Linked DNA regions of Homo sapiens: region 2 is linked to region 1. A link is a contact called in ENCODE Hi-C or POLR2A ChIA-PET data. All regions are on one chromosome and are shown on one strand. The core of a region is the stretch at or near the end of the contact, and the rest is flanking DNA. Distances in the headings are between cores, read along the strand shown.

What was found. A loop is a pair of places that touch in the nucleus more often than their neighbours do. ChIA-PET counts read pairs that join two places held with the same protein, here RNA polymerase II (POLR2A). Pooled maps may share reads with other maps.
Region 2: a loop to region 1 is called in a map of naive thymus-derived CD4-positive, alpha-beta T cell, with 5 times the contacts of the local background. The contact joins two enhancer-like sites. A Hi-C loop is called at or near these places in 3 of 168 maps with a recorded cell type or tissue (PC-9, aorta and naive thymus-derived CD4-positive, alpha-beta T cell) and 1 of 50 pooled maps. POLR2A ChIA-PET finds 5 or more read pairs at or near these places in 9 of 52 experiments (A549, CD4-positive, alpha-beta T cell, MCF 10A and 6 more).

Annotation. Positions count from the first base shown.
Region 1 is chr16:11,483,745-11,486,444 of GRCh38, reverse strand. It overlaps LOC400499 (putative uncharacterized protein LOC400499), which reads left to right. Exons shown (of 67, transcript NM_001370704.1): 16 at 1,372-1,566. Among named protein-coding and RNA genes, the nearest start is that of LITAF, 100 kb to the left of the region's middle. Within about 2 kb of position 1,420, at least 2 of the 41 ENCODE cell types and tissues checked have a DNase peak (open chromatin) inside an H3K27ac peak, as active enhancers do.
Region 2 is chr16:11,533,054-11,535,753 of GRCh38, reverse strand. No RefSeq gene overlaps it. Among named protein-coding and RNA genes, the nearest start is that of LITAF, 53 kb to the left of the region's middle. Within about 2 kb of position 1,398, at least 3 of the 41 ENCODE cell types and tissues checked have a DNase peak (open chromatin) inside an H3K27ac peak, as active enhancers do.

The DNA of each region.
Region 1 (2,700 bases), core at 171-2,670:
TCCATCCATCCATCCATCCATCCATCCATCCATCTATTCACTCAATCCATTTACCAAACCACACACCCACCCAGCCATCATTCATTCATCTATCCAGCCATCATTCATTCATCTACCCACCCATCATCTGTCTACCCATGTACCATTCATCCATCCATCCATCCATCCATCCCTCCATCCATCCATCTATTCACTCAATCCATTTACCAAACCACACACCCACCCACCCATCATCCATTCATCCACCCACCCATCATTTATCCGCCCACCCTCCCATCATCTATCCAGCCATCATTCATTCGTCTACCCACCCATCATCTGTCTACCCATGTATCATTCATCCATCTATCCGTCCATCCATCCATACATCCATCCATCCATACATCCATCCATCTATTCACTCAATCCATTTACCAAACCACCCACCCACCCATCCATCCATTCACTTATTCATCTGTCCACCCTCCTACCCATACATGGACATACCCACCCTCCCATCTGTCCATCTGTGTGTCCATCCAGCCCTGTAATTTCCCATCCATCTCTGTCTACCTACCTATCTATTCATCTGTTTTCCCACTCATCCATCTTTCATCCTCTGAGTCACACATCCATCTATTATCCATCCATCCACTCACCAGTCATTGCCAAGGGCTGGTCTCTGGTGACTTCTCTGAAAATGCTATCAGAGATGTCTGGATGGAAAAAGGGAAGAAAGAATAGATAGAAGGAGAGGGGTCCATAAGAAAGGAAAAGCAGATGGATGGATAGGAATAAGGATGGATAGAACAAAGGAAAGAAAAGATGGAAGGTGGAGAGGCAGATGGATGGATGGATGCGTGGGAAGGATGAAAGGATAGGTGAAGAGAGGGGTGCGCGGACGGGCAGATGGAAGACGGGAGGGACAGAAGGAAAGATCCATTTATTCACCTATCAAATTTTGAAACCCTCCCCCCCATCCAGGGGAGGTCGTGCAGGTGCCTAGTGATTGATACACGAGCCCTTGCCCTCATCCTGGATCTTTCGAGGAAGACACACATTCCAGTCTGAGTATATTGTGTGTGGGGCAGAGGAGGTGGGAAGAGAGTGACATGGGAGTTCAGGGAGGGCTTCCCACAGGTGATGACATTTGAACCAAGCCTTAAAGAATTGGCAAGAATTCTTACCGTGTGGCATCTACCAAGTAGATACAGAGAGATTGGTGGATTTCCCAAGGTTGTGTCCCCGAACCTCAGCCCAGGTGGGCACCAGGGAGCCTGGAGTGCCGTGCTCAAGCCTTCTGGGTCCTCCATTCATATCCCCAGCCTAACAGCTCATCATCACCCCTGTGACTGAATTGTTCCTCCCTGAGCCTGTGGCTTCCCTTCCCAGCTTGGGCTCCGGCTGGAAAATGCTGAGGAAATTGCTCACAGGCTGTTTGGCAGGAAGTCATTCTGGGGTCAGGAAGACGGGAGAGAGCCTGAGCCAGAGGAACCCCCAGGGCCAGAACCAGGGCCTGCACCACAGCCAGCCAGCCCCGAGTGTCCAGGAGACAGAGACAGAAGGATGAGATACCTACAGCAGAAGGTAAGGGAGGTGGCCACACCCACTGTACTCCCCCAGGCAGGCCCACCCCGCTTCATGCGTGGACTTTTGAACCTGAGACTTGGGTGTCCGTGAACTCTGACTCTGCCTCCTCCTTGCAGAATTAAGTGGCTGGTTCAAATCTGAGTAGTCCACTGGTAGCTGGCTTTATTTGGAAAAACTGTTGCTTGAAATAGATCCTATGCATGGAAAAGTCCCTAAGTTGTAAGTGTACAGCCTGCCTGTCCACCACCTCAATACACCCATGTCACCAGCACCCAGACCATCTTCAGCTCCCACCCTCCCCTTTGTACTCCTGTTCTTGTTAATACCCATCCTTAACCAGGAGTAACCACTCTTCTGACTTCTGGCAGCATCAGTTTGTTCTACTTTTTAAAAGTGAGATTTATTGAGGTCTAATTGACACACGGTGAACACTAGTACATGGTTAAGGTGTACAGTTTGATACATTCTGACCCATGTACACACTCATGAGATCATCACCATGATAAAGCTTATGAACATACCCATCACTCCCAAAAGTCTCTTCCAGATCCTTAATAATCTCTTCCTGCGGCCGGGCGTAGTGGCTCACGCCTGTAATCCCAGCACTTTGGGAGGCCGAGGCAGGCGGATCACGAGGTCAGGAGATCAAGACCATCCTGGCTTACATGGTGAAACCCTGTCTCTACTAAGAATACAAAAAATTAGCCAGGCGTGGTGGTGGGTGCCTGTAGTCCCAGGTGCTTGGGAGGCTGAGGCAGGAGAATGGTGTGAACTCGGGAGGCGGAGCTTGCAGTGAGCCGAAATCACGCCACTGCACTCCAGCCTGGGCGACAGAGCGAGAGTCTGTCTCAAAAAAAAAAAAAAAAAAAAAAAAAAAAAAAGTCCCTTCCTCCTGCTTCTCCTCTGTCCCCAGAAACTAGTGAGAGGCTTTCTGTCACCATAGACTTCTTTGCATATTCTAGAATATTATGTAAATTAGATCACACAGCATGTCCTTTTTTTTGAGACAGTCTCACTCTGTCACCCAAGCTGGAGTGCAGTGGCATGATCTTGGCTCATTGCAACCTTTGCCCCCCAGGCTCAAACAATCCTTCCACCTCAGCTTCCGGAGTAGCTGGGACTATAGGCATG
Region 2 (2,700 bases), core at 149-2,648, 49 kb before region 1:
AGCTCAGCCCGCCCTCTTGCAGCTCAGCTGAGCTCCTGACAGCTATAGGAATTGGCACTCGATCTTTGATTGTGAAATGATGTCAACCTGTAAACAGTAAAGGTAAATTAGTGAGTAAGCTTCTGGATGCCAGGAAGATAATGACCAATGACTGTAGATCACCCCAGCACAGAGCAGCAGTGAGTATCTGTTGAGTGCCTGCCATGGGCGGGGCACATTCTGTTATTGAATTTCACAACGATTCTGTAAGATGAACATCCCCTCTCCATTTTACAGACAAACTGAAATTCTGACAGGTGAAGTTACCGGTCCCAGGTTCCAAGCTGGGATTCCTCAGCTAACATGTCAATCCTCCCAGAGGCATTTGTGTTTTTGTGCTTGAACTTTTTCCTTGTTTGCACTCATAAACTACATGTTTTATTTCCCGGGCGATAGGCAGCACCTATGGTCCGCCTGTGAAAGAAACATGGGTGTTTTCAAATGACACAGAGGTGGCCACCAGCTCATCCTCACCCAAGCCAGGTGTGCTGATGCTGACCCACACCCGGGAGTCCACGATGAGAAGGGGACACAGGTGGCTGCTGCTTGCAAAATTGAGTGTCACTTGCTTGGCTTGTTCCACTCCTGCTTATCAAAGCTGAATATGACCTGGTCCTAATGGAGACTGGCTCATAGGTGCCAAGCCTGTGTCTCGAGGCGTTTCCTGGCCCCCTATACGTCTGCTCCTGAAAGACAAGCTTCTTTGTCATCTTTTCTTGTTTCTTATTCATAGAGATGGGGTCTCACTGCGTTGGCCAGGCTGGTCTCAAACTCTTCATCCTCTCACCTCGGCCTCTCAAATTGCTGAGCTACCACACTCAGCCTATTTGTCTTGCTTCTGATCTGTCTTCCTGCACTAGAAAGTCAGCTCCTTGAAGGCAGGGGCTTTCATCTGTCTGATGCTGTATCCCCAGTAAACAGTGACTGGCACACAGTAGATGTTTGCATTTCAGGAGGGGCCCGAGATCACTCTCGGCCTCTATGGTTTTCTAGAAGGAATCACAGAGCTCAGAAAAGACATTGCACTCATGGCTGCTGTTGATTACAGGGAAAGAGAGTAAAATCAGTAAAGGGAAAAGGTGCATAAGGCAGGGAGGCCAGGCACAAGCTCCCAGATGTCCTCTCCCTGTGGACTCGTGGACAGTACTTATTTCTCCCAGCCATAATGTGTGGCAATGTGCACAGAGCATTGCCAACCAAGGAAGCTCACCAGAGCCTTGTGTGCAATGTTTTTATTGGCAACCAGTCATGGCCAATGGCCCATAGTTGACCTCAGTCTCCAGCCCCTCCAGAGGTCATGCTGGTATCACCTGGCCCAAACCCCCCACCCTAAATCATGTCATTAGCAGAGACTGGCTGGCGTGGTTCCAGGCCCCCAGGTAAACAAAGACACTGACATTACCATCAGGCAGCACATTCCAAGGGCCTGGAGTTTCCTTCCAGGAGCAGGACAAGGTTAACTTTTTTTTTTTTTTTGAGACGGAGTCTCCCTCTGTTGCCTGGGCTAGAGTACAGTGGTGCAATCTCGGTTCTTTGCAACCTCTGCCTCCCAGGTTCAAGCAATTCTCCTGCCTCAGCCTCCGGAGCAGCTGGGATTACAGGCGCACGCCACCATGCCCGGCTAATTTTTGTATTTTTAGTAGAGACAGGGTTTCACCTTGTTGGCCAGGCTGGTCTTGAACTCGAGACCTTGGGTGTTATGCCTGCCTTCGCCTCCTAAAGTGCTGGGATTACAGGTGGGAGCCACTGTGCCCGGCCTGGGTTAATTTCTAGAAGGGGAATTGCTAGGACAGAGAAAATGTGCCTCCCCTTCCCTACCCAGCCAGCGTTTTTATGGCCACAATGTGAAGGTGTTATGAGCAATACAAAAGGGAGGATAGTCTTTGCCCTTGAAAAGATTAAATTGCTTGAGTTTCACGTACTCCAAATATGAAGTGATCTACCATTCACCTTTAACCTGCAAAACCTCAATGTGCTGTTTCCTCTTTCTTTTCCCTGAGGGCCCATGTCCTGTTTCTCCACTAGTCGCCAATTACTTCATCCAGGCTTCATGGCCTTTTCACTTAATTTTTAAAATTTCTTCTTCTTCTTTTTTTTTTTTTTTTTTTCGGATGGGGTCTTGCTCTGTCTCCAGGTTTAAGTGCTGTGGTGCGATCTCAGCTCACTGTAACCTCGGCCTCCCGGGTTCAAGCAATCCTCCTGCCTCAATCTCCCAAGTAGCGATCCGCCTGCCACAGCCTCCCAAAGTGCTGGGATTACAGGTGTGAGCCACCGCACCCAGCCTGAGTTTTGTAGCTTCAATTTGCATTTCTTTTTTAGTGGAGTGATCTTGGCTCACAGCAACCTCCATCTCCTGGGTTCAAGTGATTCTTCTGCCTCAACCTCCCGAGTAGCTGGGATTACAGGCGTGTGCCAACATACCAAGCTAATTTTTGTATTTTTAGCAGAGACGGGGTTTCACCATGTTGGCCAGGCTGGTCTCGAACTCTGGACCTCAGATGATCTGCCCTCCTCAGCCTCCAAAAGTGCTGGGGCTATAGGCGTGAGCCAATGCACCCAGCCTAATTTGAATTTTTTTAATGTCTAAGGTTGAGCCTCTTTGCCGAAACTCTATCTGTGTCTTTTTTTGTGTCCTTTTCTGTGAACGGGATGCTCGTATAC